Regions from separate parts of the Homo sapiens genome. Here region 1 is linked to region 2. A link is a loop called in an ENCODE intact Hi-C map of the cell type or tissue named here. Cell type or tissue: heart left ventricle. All regions are shown on one strand. Each heading gives the region's core, and the rest is flanking DNA. Links, peaks and the distances in the headings are about the cores only.

Evidence for each region. Peaks named below come from ENCODE experiments on the same cell type or tissue, not always from the same donor. Only the 100,000 strongest peaks of a DNase experiment are listed, where the experiment ranks them.
Region 1: a loop joins it to region 2, with 3.0 times the contacts of the local background. A loop is called at or near these places in 26 of 110 quality-filtered maps.

The regions. Positions count from the first base shown.
Region 1 is chr14:101,899,419-101,907,748 of GRCh38, forward strand. It overlaps PPP2R5C (protein phosphatase 2 regulatory subunit B'gamma), which reads left to right. Exons shown (of 16, transcript NM_001352913.2): 11 at 2,301-2,471; 12 at 6,984-7,111. Among named protein-coding and RNA genes, the nearest start is that of DYNC1H1, 61 kb to the right of the region's middle. In heart left ventricle, for the core only: no CTCF peak of the experiment used is centred there; a DNase peak (open chromatin) is centred at 4,033; H3K27ac peaks cover 553 bases.
Region 2 is chr14:101,765,868-101,774,197 of GRCh38, forward strand. The region is part of intron 2 of PPP2R5C (protein phosphatase 2 regulatory subunit B'gamma); the gene reads left to right. LOC107984658 (a long non-coding RNA gene) reads left to right here. Exons shown (of 2, transcript XR_001750901.1): 2 at 1-1,182. Among named protein-coding and RNA genes, the nearest start is that of PPP2R5C, 8.3 kb to the left of the region's middle. In heart left ventricle, for the core only: a CTCF peak has its summit at 5,246; a DNase peak (open chromatin) is centred at 5,093; H3K27ac peaks cover 581 bases.

The DNA of each region.
Region 1 (8,330 bases), core at 39-8,038, 130 kb after region 2:
GCACACAGCCATTGTTGCCTCGGATTCACATTCCCTGAGTAGACACCCTCCTCCACAGAGCACGCCACACTGACGCAGCAAAATAGCTGATACCGATCACAGCTCATTCCAAACAATGTGAACAGGAAGGCCCGTGTGTGAATCCGATCCCAGAAATGATACCTTTTCCAGAGAAATGGAATAGCTAAATCGGTTGTGTTGTATAGTTCACAAATTAACATATTTCTCCTAATAAAATTCCATTTGACAAATGAAGAGAAATAGATGTAGGAAGTGATTTCCATCTGCTGTGTCCTTAATAGTGATTCCAATACACGCAAAGTGTGGTAGGAACACAATAAATACTTATTCAATAGTTTTGAGCTAGGAGAACCATTAAATGATGCATTTTTAGAAATAATTCCTTTTAAAGACACTTGTATGGTAGATTTTTATGTCAGACTTGAAAACTAGCAGCACTTCCTTTTTTATTTTTATTTGGCTCTTTTGGGGTTTTTGTTTGTTTGTTAGATTCTTGGAGTACAGTGGCGCAGTCATGGCTCACTGCAGCCTCAACCTCCTGGGCTCAAGCAATCCTCCCACCTTAGCCTCTCGAGTAGCTAGGACCACAGGTGCCCATCACCACACCAGGCTAATTTTTAAATTTTGTGTAGAGACAGGACCTCACCACGGTGCCCAGGTCGGTCTCGAACTCCTGGGCTCAAGCATTCCTCCCACCTCGACCTCCCAAAGTCCTGAGATTACATGCGTGAGCCACCACGCCCAGCCTTACTTTCCTTTGTTTCATGAATTTTGGAGTTTTATAAAGTGTAATATCATAAAAGATTACCTGGGAGCCCAAATGCCAAAGCATCAAAACAAAATTTTTCTAAATGGATGTTAAATGTCCACCTTTTTAAAAAATCACTGTAATGACTAAAAGGCTGGCCTGCTAAGCCATGAGTTGGTGCGATCTACTGAGCTGGAAATGACTAGTGAGTGAAAACGACCAGGCGGTCCCGGGGGCCAGCACTTGTGGCAATTGCACAGCACAAGAGTCGGGTAGAAGCCCCGCGGTGTTGCTGTGACGAGGCCAAAGAGCTGCTCTAACGCACCGGATTGCACTTGTACAATTCAGTGTGTAAGCACATATATGCACTTCATATGCAAATGCCTGTTTTGGATTGTTGTACTCTTTTAGAACTAAGATGGCTAAACTCTAAAAATATTATGAAATCTGCATGGATTCACATTCAGTATTTTGTACTGGTATGATTGTGGTAAGACATTTGGAAACTACAGGAACATATAAAGAAAGGTTGCCCAGTGGAAATTCTTTCTAGCTGTCTGACTTGGCCAAGGAACATAAAACATCCACTATCCACAAACTGGGAAACCACTGCAGTCCGACGGGCTGTGCCTGGCAGAGAGCTGGTGGCACAGACCCTCTGGGTGGTGACAATCCTGGCTACAGCTGCCACTGCAGCCTGCTCACCGCAGGCCCAGCACTGCTCAGGCTGTTGTATCTGACGCCCACAGGTGTGCGCACAGAGAGCACAGTACGCCCTGCCCGGGAGGTCCCATCGCAGTACCTGTGGATGTGAGTTAATAAGGTCAGCTTAATTCACATCACTCCTTTTGATATATTTTAACACAGTTGAAAACACTGTCTATGCATACAGAAGTATGTGTGTTTGTGTATAAACACATATGGATGGTTGATAAATTTGAGAAAGAAATGGGTTGTGTACACGTGGCCCACAGTTTCAGTACTGGCTGCTTCCACAACTAAAATGTACACATGAATTGATAATGCTCTGTGTTTTCTCCGTTGATCTTATTCTTTCTAAATTATTGTCCTAACTTCTTATTTTTTTTTCTTTTTTTAAAAAAAGGAATGGACTCTTACTGAAATGGTGTTTGATCAGAGAAAGTGGGTTATATAAACTAAAATTGTGTAATTTCTGAAGTGTATAAAATTAAGCCAGGCAGGTGGTACGTGCCTGTGGTCCCAGCTACTCAGAGGCTGAAAGAGGAGGATCACTTGAGCCAAGGAGTTCAAGTCCAGCCTGGACAACATAATGTGACCCATCTCTAAATAAATTGATTGATCAGATAGATAACCAGACAGACAGACCTACTTCTCAAATACAGAAAATCACATATGATGACTGAGTCACTGTTCCCTCTGTAAGGAAGATGGCACCATCTCCGTGTGTTGCCTTGCAGTGGGGCCACCGCAGTGAAAACACAGACTTCTTACCATGCAGGTGTTGGGGCCTCGTGGGCATCAGTCACTCCACGTGTCATTTCTTTTGTAGGTGGTGATGGCACTTCTCAAATACTGGCCAAAGACTCACAGTCCAAAAGAAGTAATGTTCTTAAACGAATTAGAAGAGATTTTAGATGTCATTGAACCATCAGAATTTGTGAAGATCATGGAACCCCTCTTCCGGCAGTTGGCCAAATGTGTCTCCAGCCCACACTTCCAGGTATGTGGGGCTTGGGGGACCTGATTAAATTCTTCCAGTGTTCATTTGGGAAAGGAAAAGTTCCATGCGTAGCTGGCCATGCTTTGCCTCTCATGCAATTTAAAGGTAAAATCCAAGTTTTTACTTGAATTATACTTCAAATACGATGCTGTAACTTGAATTCTATAGAATACCCTTGAGCATCTTGTCCCTTCTGCCGCGATACTTTTTCTCACTAAGAGCAGTCATCTGGCTTCTCTGTAAAGCTGTCTTTATCTTCATGTTCAGTGTGCTTCCAAGTTCATAAACACCCTCCTTTCCACACCTGAGCATCAATATTGATAGACAACGGGTGGCCAAAGCCTCGGCTCTGAGATGCTCTTGCTGCCGAGGCCCTTCGTTCCTGACACTGTGTAAATCTGTCTCCCTTTACCCTTTCAAAAAGGCTGAGAGCTCTGACTTTTGTCACTGCCAAATTCCTGTGCGAGAGGACGACCTTGGTCAGAGCTACTTTCTACTTTCTTTTCCCAATTTCCTTAACCCTTCAAGCCAGCCTCGGCTCATCACCTCTTTTGAAGGCCACCCCCACACACCTTCCCAGCCTGCCTGCCTCTGTTGGACGTGCTAGCCACCTGTCCTTTTGCATCATTGAGCGGATTTTATTGTGCACTCATCATGAACAAGGTGAAAATAGGCACAAAATAAGCAAGACCTCCCGGTGCCCAGGGAGCAGGCCACACAGTGGAAGAGAGTGACCATGTCACACCACCACCTTACAGCCAAACGTGAAGGGCCAGGTGGCGTGTGCAGCAGGCTCTCAGAAACACATGGGCAGTTACCTTAGCACAAGTCTAAGTGGTTAGAAAAAGTCCACAAGAATGAGGGGTCCTCCAAACTGAGCCTTTCAAGATGGTTTTGGAAAGAGATCATTGAAACCAACAAAACTAAGACAAGAAGGCAAGTGATAGAAGAGTAAGAAGCTCTGGAGCACGGGCAGCCATAGTAAAGTGAGGCCAGGCTGAGTCGGGTTAAAGGAAGGAACTGCTGTGGTGTAGTCTCTTCCATACAAATATTCAGGTTATTTTCATTTTATAAATTCCAATGAGTTTTCACATTAGGAACTAAGAAAGGAAAATTATGTTTTGGGTTTTTTTTTTTTTTTTTTCATCAATCCTGGCCTACAGAGAAAATAATGTTTCTCAAGGCTTTCAGTGTGAGCACTTTGCACAAAGGAGCATGGTTTCCTAGAAACTGTAGAGACCAGCGCCACGGAGCCCTGGCTGAAGTACAGGGCGTTCGTATGCCAAGGAGAGACTGGCAGTCGTGGGAAGTGTCCCAAAAACTTGAGCCCCTTCCCCAGATGCAAAATTAGCTATCGCTATGGGTAACGTTAGACCTTCAAGAGAAGACAGGGACAAGTGGACTCACAATGTGCTGTTTTGCATAAAAGCATGTGACAGGGCAAGGAGGAAGGGAAGTCCAGGTGGGGAAAGCAGAGCCAAGGTGGCCGCGCAGCTGCCAGTGGCTTGGGTGCCACTCCACATGTCACAGAAGCCTTCACGTCCCTGCCAGGAACAGAGCATGAAGGCTGCCAGGGCGGCCTGCCATGCCTCTGATGAGGGAGTTCAGTGCCAGGACCCACTCAGGCCTTCAGCTGCAGGCCCAGCCCCCCAACTCGCCCTCGTCTGTGTCCCCCACGCACGCTTGCGCCCATCTTGGCTTCTGCTTCTTAGAGGACCTGATCAGCACAGAGTACATTCCAGAATCTTTTCCAGACACATATGCATAAGGCCAACTCATTCTTAATTTTTTTTTTTTTTCCTTTGAGATGGAGTCTCACTCTGTCCCTGAGGCTGGAGTGCAGTGGTGCGATCTCGGCTCATTGCAACCTCTGCCTTCCAGGTTCAAGTGATTCTCCTGCCTCGGCCTCCCGAGTAGATGGGATTACAGGTGCGTGCCACCACACCCAGCTAATTTTTGTATTTTTAGTAGAGACGGGGTTTCACCATATTGGCCAGGCCGATCTTCAACTCCCAGCCTCATGATCCGCCCACCTCGGCCTCCCAAAGTGCTGAGATTACAGGCATAAGCCACCGCGCCAGCTCATTCTTAACTTTTAGATGTTTTTTTCACACCCAAAAAAAGTACTGGTTTTAAAAACTGGAAAAATTTAAAGTTTAAACCATCAAGCATCTTAAGCTTCTGTTTTCTAAATCAGGCTTAAAATATTACCCCCAAATATATTGGTGGGTGGTGGGTGGGTGGATGGATGGATGGATGGTTTTGTTTTTGGTTTGTTTTCTTTTTAGACAAAGTTTTGTGCTTGTTGCCCAAGCTAGAGTGCAATCTCAGCTCACTGCAACCTCTGCCTCCCAGGTTGAAGTGATTCTCCTGTCTCAGCCTCCCAAGTAGCTGGGACTACAGGCGCCTGCCACCACACCTGGCTGATTTTTGTATTTTTAGTAGAGACGGGATTTCACCATGTTGGCCAGGCTGGCCTTGAACTCCTGACCTCAAGTGATCCACCTGCCTCGGCCTCCCAAAGTGCTGGGATTACAGGCGTGAGCCACCATGCCCGGCCTAGATGGTTGCTTTTTAAAGTACAAGGTATTGAACTCTTAAGTAAGAACTAGCCTAGGAGCTGTGATGCGATTGTGCCTTGTTTTGAATCCACGCCGCACTCTCATGCATGCCCTCCCCTCCCCCATTACCTAACTCACTCCTTTTCTGCAAAGTTCATCCCAGCTCACTGCCTCTGAGGAATCAGCCCTGATTCCTGAGCCTGGCACAGGCTCACCTGCCATTCTCTCAGCATCCCACCCATACACACCGCACCACAACCTCAGGATCTCTAAGCTGTAGGCTTCTGGCAGGAGAAGCGTCAGCCCCATGCTGCTCAGAGCCTCCAAGTGCTGCTGTGAGTTGTGTGCAGATGAAGGGTGTTGACAGTAGTTATACAGGTGAAGCTCCTCTTCCCAGAGGCATACATGCTGTGATGGGGACAGGCCAAGTGTCCTGGTGACTGCCTCGAACTCCCAGATAGTTCTGTGGAACGTGCACTTGTGTGCTGGTTTACTACGGAGAGAAAAAGCAAATAGGGTAGGGTATGAACAGTGTTGAATCTGGGTGGAGGGAGGTGGGCACTCATTATGTTAGTCTTGCAGCTTTGTCTGTTTTTGAAAGTTTTAGTAATAAAAATGGGGGGCTGAGTGCAGTGGCTCACGCCTGTAGTCCCAGCACTTTGGGAGGCCAAGGCGGGTGGATCACCTGAGGTCAGAAGCTCGAGAGCAGCCTGGCCAACATGGTGAAACCCCGTCTCTACTAAAAATACAAAAATTAGCCAGGTGCGATGGCGCATGCCTATAGTCCCAGCCACTCAGGAGGCTCAGGTAGGAGAATCGCTTGAACCCAGGAGGCAGAGGTTGTAGTGAGTCGAGATAGCACCACTGCACTCCAGCCTGGGCAACAGAGTGAAACTCCATCTCTTTTTAAAAAACAAAAATGGATGGGCTAGGCGTGGTAGCTCACGCCTGTAATCCCAGCACTTTGGAAGACCAAGGCAGGTGGATCACCTGATCTCAGGAGTTCGAGACCAACCTGACCAACATGGCAAAACCCTGTCTCCACTAAAAATACAAAAAAGCCGGGTGTGGTGGCGTGCGCCTGTAATCCCAGCCCCTCAGGAGGCTGAGGCAGGAGAATCGCTTGAACCCGGGAGGCAGAGGTTGCAGTCAGCCAAGATCACGCCATTGCACTCCAGCCTGGGCAACAAGAGCAAAAATCCATCTCAAAAAAAAAAAAGAAAAGAAAAATGGGGGAACCACCCTCTAGTGGCTTCCCGTGAGTAAGCGCCAGTGCACTCAGGCCCTGTTCCCCTGCCCTCCTACTGTTCATGCCCCCACTGCCCTCTGCAGTGGTCCTCAGCCAGCCCCGTGCTGACAACTCAGGACCTCTCCTCCCTCTGGTCCTTGCTCAGATGTCACCTCCTCCCCATTGAAGCCACCCCACCGCACACGCACCGCCGCTGCCTGTTCTCCTGCCCTGCTGCCCTTTGTATGTGACTTATCGTTTCTAGTAAATTAATAATCATCCATCACCTGTCTCCTCCCCACTAGAATGTAAGCTCCGTGGAGTCAAGGATTTCTGCCTTGCTTTGTTCAGTGCTGAATGCTCAGCAGAACACAGCACGCCCTCTTGACCTGACAGATGGGGGAGGCGGGTGGATAGGTGGAATGGCCTCCTTTGAGTTGTCTCCTCAGCATCTAGCCAGCATCTAGCATAAATGTTTACGGAATAAGTAGAGAAATAGGTGACAATGTTCTTGATGAGTTGATGTACAAGAAGTTGTCTGCCTCTTTGTTGAAGGCTCTTCAGGGTTACAGGTTACAGTCTAGAATATTTTGAATTTGTAGAAATAATCATAATTTTCTGGTCCAAGGTAGTTCATTACCCGACTCACAGGTTTAACAGCAAGGACAGCCACCTGATGTCTCAGGCACAACCTCCAGCAAGCCATCCACTTGTGTCTTTCAGGTGGCAGAGCGAGCTCTCTATTACTGGAATAATGAATACATCATGAGTTTAATCAGTGACAACGCAGCGAAGATTCTGCCCATCATGTTTCCTTCCTTGTACCGCAACTCAAAGACCCATTGGAACAAGTAAGAAAGAACTGGCTGCCATCTTTTTCAGTCATTTTAAAATATGGCACGTTTTACTGCTACTTCAGTAAGAATAAATATCAGAATTTTAAATATCAATTAAAAAACAAGAAGGTCAGTTGCTTTGTGGACTCATAAATTAAGTAGCAGCGTGGGTTGTTTCTGTGGCCGTTGAATTTACCACCTTATACCTTCATTCCTGCCAGTATAGAGGCACATTGGTTTGCAGCCACCTCCCAGTAGCAGCAGTTTCTAGGCCTCTTCCTGAGCGTCCTGCAGAGAAGCTGAAGGTCTCTGCAGAGCCCAGTGGGGCTCAGCCCCGGCGGGGGCACAGTGGCCACTGCATTCTCGGGGTGTCTATTGAGCTCTGCTGACATGCACCCTGGATGAGCCCCTGTGTGAGACCCAAGAACCACCCCACAGTGGTCACTACCTGGAGAAGAAGAGGGAAGCCAGGTGATCTGAACACAGCCCCATAGTCCCAGCAGCCAAAAACATTTCCTCCTACTCCGCTCCTTCATCTTTTGACTTAAAGAGGATGAATAAATCCGTTTACTGAGCAATAGTCTTCTGAGACTTTAAAAGGAAACTGTTGATATGGGTGCCACATTATTTATTTATTTTTCTTTTTTAAAATTTGTATTTTATTTGTTTATTTTTAGACAGGGTCTTGCTATGTCCCCCCGGCTGGAGTGTAGTGTCACGATCATGGCTCACTTCAGCCTCGACCTCCTGGGCTCAAGCAAACCTCCTGCCTCAGGGTCCTGAGTAGCTGGGACTACAGGCACCCACCGCTACGCCTGGCTAATTTTTGTATTTTTTGTAGAGATGGGGTTTTGCCATGTTGCCCAGGCTGGTCTCGAACTCCTGGACTCAAGTATTCCACCTGCCTCAGCCTCCCAAAGTGCTGGGACGACGTGAGCCACTGCGCCCAGGCCATATTATTTATTAATATGGTATCATCTAATATTCCTGCTATTTAAAGAAATACGACTGAGTTTTTCTTTCCCCACCTTCTTTCATCTCTTTCCATTGTATATTGTAATTATAACTCAGAACTTAAAGAAGAGCAGGTTATGCTATCCAGCCCTCCTCCCTTAGTTTATGGGTGAGGAAGGTGAGACTTGGAGGGCATTCGCAGCCCAGTCTGCGGTCCCAAAGCTGGTGAGCGGCACTCTGGCCCGGTGCGGTCTCCTAACTCGCAGTGTCTATTGGGCAC
Region 2 (8,330 bases), core at 306-8,305:
TTAGCCACCATGCAGCCCCTTTCAAGCCTTTTAACATCATGTCACCTTCACAATGAGCAGTTGCTCCCATTACCCAGTGAACTCACCTTCTGATGGGACAGTTACCCTAGTTGGGGCTTCTCAGCCTTGAGAGATGTGCAGAGCAGGGACCTGTCCAGGGCAGAGCAGCCAGACAGCGTGGAAATAATCCAAACAGAGAAAGCATTCAAGAACTTGGCCTCTGGTTGACTTAACACACTACTTCAAGTATATGGCAGGTCTGTATAATAAACTCCTGCCTGTCTAGTCTTCAGCCTCATAGAAAGCAAGAAAGCAGGTGGCGTATGTTGCAGAACAATTCTTGGGTAGAACAAGGGGACATTTGATGGTTTGGGTTTTTCAGTAAGAAAGATGAAGTCCTGGAGTATAGGGTAGAGTGGTACAGTGGAAAATATTTCAGCTTGGGGGTTAGAAAATAAACATGCCGATTCTTGCTTTGCCATAAATGATGTCACCTAACTTGTGTGACCCTGTTTTCTCATCCCTAAAATGATTTGATAAGTTTAAGATTAGGCTATTTTTAAATGTATGGAAGAAATTGGGTGTTACCCTTCTTGAAAGACATTTTCCCTGCAAGTATGGCAGGCTGTATCTTTCAGTGTAACAAAGTTCTATTAAAGGTCATAACTGCTGCCCTGTAACTTTTGCCTTATTCTAGAAACTTCTACTCCTTGAATGACATGTGTTGGTACATGTTTCTTCTCTTTCAGATAGAATGGTTAATTTTGACTTGTTGCTTCTGCACACGTGTCCTGGAAATAAAAGTTTCTTCCCACTACTTATTGCTGATTTATTTCATAGGAAGTCTTAAGGAAAGAGGCAAAAAACGGGCTCATGGGTCACTTGAAGTTGGAAAATTCTGTGGAGATTGACAAAGGAGACTCACTTTTGAGCATCTGTTCTCAGTGTAACCTTCAAATCTGTGGAAACATAACTAGGCACATTTTATGATTATTTAGAATGTTAATAAATTGCTCTGAGTTTCCTCAAGTCCATTTTGTAAGATCAGACCATAGGTGGGTGTTGTTTCTTTTAAGTGTGTGTACTGTGTCCAATGTTACATTTTTAGAAGTGTTCATGCTTTTTGTAAAGTGATTCGTTTTAAGCACATTAAAGGTCGTTTGAGTATTGTCATGTATTTTACACCTGCTTCAGCTTAGTTTTGTTTGAAAGTCTCTACAGCAACTCTTACATAATATCTGTTGCTGAAGAGAAAGAACAATCCTCTCTCCAACTCGTTAGCTAGCTTTGCCACCTTCTACCTTTAGTAAATTTTTTCCTGTTATAATCTGTCCCTTTACATTCCAGTGCCACCACTCCCTGATGGTCTAGACCTAGGGAGACTGACAGTCGCCTCAGGTCGCATAGGTGCTAGGCGGAAGGGTAATTTTTTTAGAAATTAAAATTGAAATTTTAAAAATATTTAATAATACACCCATTAAATGTTAACAACATTGTTATGAAAAATATCTTTGCAAGAAATACTCCTTTTCACAGTCTCTGTAGCAAGAGTTTTTACCTGAGTAAGGAGGAGGACAAGGACAGTCATTTTGTTCGGCACAACTCCTCCAAGGAGAGCCCCTGACACCCCTGTAGGCTCACTTCTGAGCTTGGGGCTTTCGCTAGAACCTCCCTATGCCTTAGCTTCCATCAGTCTCTTCCCACCTTTTTTTCCATACAACCCTAAGCTGAACTTGAGTGAAAGAGAAGACCAAGAGAAGTAATACTTTAAAAATCTTTTTGAAATTCATATGTAATGATTATGGAGTAAATGGAATCATTTGCTTTTAATTGCCACGTCTTGGCTCCCTCTTCCCAGCGCCTCCCCATGGTCTTTCCTTAGAGCCCAGGGGCATCAGAAAGAGGTTCTGCGGGGAGGATCCATCCCTGGCAGCCGCAGCCTCAGCTCCCGAGCTTTGGGGTTGTTAGGAGGCAGATGTCCTGAGCTTGCTGCCCTTGAGGCTTGAGGGAGTGGTGGGTTCTTCCTTAGGCAGCTCCCTTCTCTAGCCCCCATTCCTGTCCTACATCACAAGCTGCAAGGTCGGTAGACCCCAGGTACCTCCTTTGTGACCTCCACTGCTCTAGACCAAGGGTTCCCATCTGAACACTTGACTGTGGGGCAAGATATTTTGTTGTGGGGCTGCCCAGTGGTCCTCTACTTTGTAGGACATTCACCAGCATCCCTGGCCTTACCCCTGGATGCCAGTGGCCCACTGCCCCCACCAACTGTGACAACCAAAATGCATCCAGACATTGTCTGGACATTGTCTAATGTCTCCTGGAGGATCAAATCGCCCCCTGTTGAGCCACTGCACTATAAAGACACCTTTCCAAAATATGTACATTTGCTTACAAACCATGCCTGGCACATATTCATCTGAGCATTATATTTCCTTTAGAACAGCAGTGAGTGCTCACACAGAAGGGAGATCACTCCTTTATACTCTTCACAATTATCAAGCACCCCAAAGAGCTTTTATTTAGTGAGTTATATCTATCTACCGATATTTTTCCTTAGAAATTAAAGCTGAACGTTTTTAAATAGTTCATCTAATAATAACAGTAACACCCATTACATGTTGACATAAAAAACATTTATGTGGAAAGAATTTTTTTTTTTAATTTGCTGAGAAAAGTGGCATGGCTCTGTTTTTGCTAATCTGTTTAACGTCCGGCTCCATCGAAGGTAGCTGTCTGCCCCTGCACGCAAGCTGTTCTGATTTCGTATGTGTAGCCTGTGAAAAACTCCCCATAATGACGCTTTAAAGGGCAAATCACATCTTCATGTTATCATAAAAACCGTTTTGACCTTGTGGACCCCTGAAAGGGTCAAGGGACACACCCCAGACCACACTTTGAGAACCCCTCTTTTAGAATGCTCTACCCCCATTCTCTGCTGGCCATCTGAATCCTTTCATCTTTTTTTTTTTTTTTTTGAGACGGAGTCTTGCTCTGTCACCCAGGCTGGAGTGCAGTGGCGCAATCTCCGCTCACTGCCAGCTCCGCCTCCCGGATTCACACCATTCTCCTGCCTCAGCCTCCCGAGTAGCTGGGACTACAGGCGCCCGCCACCACGCCCGGCTCATTTTTTGTATTTTTAGTAGAGACAGGGTTTCACTGTGTTAGCCAGGATGGTCTCGGTCTCCTGACCTCATGATCCACCTGCCTCGGCCTCCCAAAGTGCTGGGATTACAGGCGTGAGCCACTGTGCCCAGCCCCTTTCATCTTTTTAGCTCCAACTCAAGCTCATCTATCCAGAAACTTCAGCGAAGCTGTTTCTCACCATCTTGGACTGTGTGTCTTCCATATTTTAAATGCTTATAGCAATTACTTACTAGACCAGCGGCTGGCTGTATGCAGTTCTGTGTCATGTACACTGTGTTAGATGACCTTCGTTCCCCTGTGACTTGCCTTCCTAGCTAGATGCAGTCCTTGAAGGCATCAGTTGAGCTCGAGTCTTCTTTGATCTTGCCATATATATTAGGGCCTAGAGTCAAGAAGTATTGAGTTGGTGGGTTTTAAAAGTACTGAAAAGGAGACCTTGAAGTCAGTTAGGTTGCTGATTTTTCTGATACTGTAAATTAGCAACAACAATAAAAAACTTGTTTATTAAGAGGCTTATTTATCACTTTTTTGATCCAATAAGGGAACTCTAATGTAGAATTTTTATTCAGTGTAATTCATTTTAAATAAATAACAGTATACTAAAGCAGAAGATTATGGTACTTAGGTTTTTTTCTAATGTCTTGGGAAAATTTTAAAAAGTAGAGTATTTTGGTTTTTTTCTTAGTTTTCTTTTACATATTCAGTGGAAAAAAGTGTAGTCTCATAAGATCTTGGTTAAAAGGTCAGTGGTAAAAAGTATAGCCTCATAAGATCTTATTTTAATTAAAGCACTTCAAAATAAGATTTCCATTTAAATACAGTTATGCATCACTTAATGAGGGGGTACGTTCTGAGAGCTGTGTTGTTAGGCAATGTTGTTGTTTTGTAAACATGATGGCATGTGCTTAACACAAACCTAGGTGGTAGTCTGCTACACACCTAGGGCATATGGAATAGCCTGTCACTCCAGGCTACACACCTGTACAGCATGTCATTTAACTGAACCCTGTAGGCACCTGTAACACAATGGCAAGAATTTGTATATCTAAACATAGAAAAGATACCATAAAAATATGGTGTTACAATCTAAGGCACCACCATCATTTGTGCAGTCTGTTGTTATCTGAAATGTCATTATGTGGCAGTGACTGTAAAGGTTTCTCTGTGATCTTTTATGCTTTGTGTTTCTTAATTTATTTTGGGAATGTTTCTCAGTAGAGCATAGCTACATATATATTTAATATGTTTTATAAGATAGGGTTTGTTTTGAGCATGTCTTGTTCTGTGCGAGCACTGTGTTGAGGATTGAGGAGATAAAGACCTGTTAGGAACTGAAGTAGTGGCTGTTTCCATCATTTTTGAAGTGTAGCACCTGTTGCTTCTGGACATCCAGTGTACTTGGGAGTAACTTGGCCCCCACTCAGTTAGATCTTATTGTCCTTGAGTGGATGGGACAAGATGGAACCCATTTCATGTAAAGAGCCACCTGGAGCTTTGGGTGAGAAAATCAGATGCTTTAAAGCGTCTAGGGAGACACGGGCTTACCATAAAATTATGGAGTTCCAGAAAGCACATTGGACCCTAGGGTGTGTATCATGGTTAAAGCCAATAGATAAGATCAGCATTCCTCTCCCTCTTCAGTAAAAGCTTCGCTACGGTATATGCAATTCTAGAAAGAGCTCATCAAGCAAATGATATGAAATCTAAAATTTTCCAGTTCAAGAAAGAAGCTCAAAGTTCCTACATTAAAGCAACAGCAGGGTGAATGGCAACTTATAGCCCTGCCATGTGATGGTGGAAAGGTTTCCACCTGCATCCTTAGCGGAGCTGAGTGAGTCAGTCTGCCACCAACATGAAATGCGGTGATGTTTTCCTAAATCACAGGGAAGATTCATCTGGAATATTTCAATTCGAAGATGGGTCTCCAGTGTTTCCTTAAACACTGGGTACCTGCCAAAGGGCAGGGCACAGCGGTGTCTGGTTTAGCACAGTGTCCTCTCTAATCACCTCACACGTTCCTATCAGTATGTTGTTTTAAGCAGAGACTCTCCAGTGCTCCTGCAGTGAAGGAAGTGCTGCTTCCCAAATCCAAACAGCGTTGTCATCTTCATGTTCTCCACCTGGGGGAGTGAGAGAACAAGCCTAGAAATTAAGCTCTCCAGAAGGGGAAAAAAATGCTTTATTAAGGGCATTTGGCTTTTTCTTCATCTCGTGTGTGTGTGTGTGTGTGTGTGTGTGTGTGTGTGTGTGTGTATTTTTTTGAGACAGAGTCTCACCCTGTCGCCCAGGCTGGAGTGCAGTGGTGCGATCTTGGCTCACCACAACCTCCGCCTCCTGGGTTCAAGCTATTCTCCTGCCTCAGCCTCCCAAGTAGCTGGGATTACAGGTGTGTGCCACCACACTATCTTGTATATATTTCCTTAATATAAGATTGAGCAGCTGGGCACGGTGGCTCATGCCTGTAATCCCAGCACTTTGGGAGGCCCAGGCGGGTGGATCATGAGGTCAGGAGTCAAGACCAGCCTGGCCAAGATGGTGAAACCCTATCTCTACTAAAACTACAAAAATTAGCTGGGCTTGGTGGCAGGCATCTGTAATCCCAGCTACTCGGGAGGCTGAGGCATAAGAATTGCTTGAAAACCTGGGCGGCAGAGGTTGCAGTGAGCTGAGATCACACCACTGCACTCCAGCCTGGGTGACAGAGTGAGACTCCATCTCAACAACAACACAAAAATGGCCCCCAAGAGATTAATTTCAGATACCCTGCAGCCTGCAGGTGTTAGCTCTGACCAAGGGCTGGCATGGCCCGGTGGTAATATCAAATTACTAAGGGGCTCTGAAGGGGTTAGACCTGCCCTGGCCAAGATGTTTGTTGTTTGCTGCATATGGCTATTTTAAATTTAAATTTAAATTAATGAAAATTAAAATTATGTAAATAATTCAGTCCCTCAGTTGCACGGGCCACATTTCAAGTGCTCAGTAGCCACATGTGGCCAGCAGCTACTCTGTTGACCAGCAGATGTGGAACATTTGCAGCTTCACAGAAAGTTCTGCTGGACAGAGCTACTTCAGACCCTACCAGTATTTTCCAAAATAATTCTTATGGGAGTGTATTTAATTTAATTGAACTTATTTTGTTACCTATCAATCTTCTTAATATGAAATATCAAATTTAAGGTTAAATTTAAAGGAAGAGAAGACTTATATTGGCAAAAGAGAAGGAAGTAGATAAAATTAAGGAAAGAGGAGGGCAAGAAGAAGAGGGAATGCATGGTGAGACGAGAGGGAGGCCCTGTCTACTGCTTGGTCTGTGGTTGGCCTACACCTGATACCCACACGAGAAAGACTCCATTGCCCATAGGAGCGGGACTTGGACAGACCCAAGAGCAGTCACGACCTTTTGTCCTCCTAGTCTTTCTTTATAGACATTTTCTCTTATTTATTTATTTATTTTGGGTTCAAAACACAAAATTTATTTTGGGTTAAAAAATAAAGTAATGCGGCTGGGTGCAGTGGCTCACGCCTGTAATCCTGGCACTTTGGGAGGCCGAGTCGGGTGGATCACCTAAGATCAGGAGTTCGAGACCAGCCTGGCCAAAATGGTGAAACCGCATCTCTATTAAAAATTTTTTTTAAAAGCCGAGTGTGGTGGCATGCACCTGCAGTCCCAGCTATTCAGGAGGCTGAGGCAGGAGAATCCCTGAAACCCAGGAGGCAGAGGTTGCAGTGAGCCAAGATTGCGCCACTGCACTCCAGCCTGGGTGACAGAATGCAACTCCGCCTCAAAAAATAAATAAGTAAAAAATAAAGTAATACGGAAATCAAGGTTCTCCCTTCACCTTCCTCCCATTCTCAGACCTGCTTCACAGAGCACAGCCACTTTGTCCTGCTGATTATGAATGGGGCCACTGTCCAGAACACGGAAGCTGTGCAATGTGGCAGAGGCTGGGCTCTGGAGTCAGGTCCCCCTTCTGTCCCCTGGAGGGATCATACCCTCTCTCGGTATCATGTTCCTGTTTATCTTGGCCGATTTCTCTGACATTGCGGCTTCCCTCCAGGGGATTCCTTCATTCTCAGTCATCCAGCAGGTTCATTCTGAGACCTGGCATGTGCTGAGCACCATTGCGGGTGCAGAGTTCCTGCACTCGTGGAGTTTGCCTCCAGTGAGGGCACAGAAGTGGAGTGTGGAGCTGCAGGTGTTTTCTGCGGGGCACTAGTGACATTGGGCGTGAGAGCGTCTCACCTTTGCAGAGCAATGGCCCTGGGGATCTCAATACCATGATGACAACCAAAACCACTCACATAGCTCCACACACCACTGGTGGACAGGACCCTCTGGCAGCCCCTCTGCTGGAGATTGGGAGGCTGCTTCAGGTGGTCAAGGATGGTCTCACCAAGCAGATGACATGAAAAGTGAAATGTGAATGTCAAGAAGGAGGCCACAGTGCAAAGATCTAGGGCAAGATATTCATTCAGCCAGAGGCAGCAGCTAGTGCAAAGGCCCCATGGAGGAAGTGAGTTTGCCGTGTCCACTGCCAGGTGTTCAGTTGACTAAGGAAAAGTGAGGGTAGGCAGAGCAGGAGGGATGGAGGTAGGGAGCCGAGCACAGACAAGGTAGGGTAAGATCTTATAAACAGCCTGCCTAGACAGGGTTTTGGGATTTTGGCAGGGAGGGGGAGTTGTTTTGGGGTTTTGTTTTTAGAGACAGGGTCTCACTCTGTTGCCCAGGCTGGAGTGCAGTGGTGCAGTCCTAGCTCACTGCAGCCTTGAACTACTGGGCTCAAGCAATCCTCCCTCCTCAGCCTCCCAAGTGGCTGAGATACAGGTGCACACCACCATGCTCAGCTGATATTTGGATTTTTTTGTAGAGAAGGGGTCTCACTGTGTCAGCCAGGCTAGTCTGAAACTCCTGGCCTCAAGCGATCCTCCTACCTCGGCCTTCCGAAGTGCTGGGATTACAGACATGAACCACTGAGTCTGGTTGGGCTTTGAGTTTTTATTCTGAGGGTCATGGGAAGCCACTGGGGTGTTTTGAGTAGGGAAGTAAGAGGATCTTCCTAGCTGCTATGTGGGAACGAGGGGCAAGAGCTGAACAAGGAGACCAACTGGAAGACTTTGCTTCTCAGATGAAGGGTTTCTTTGTTCACACAGGCAAAGATGAGGCACTGGCACAGCTGGCTGTGGGT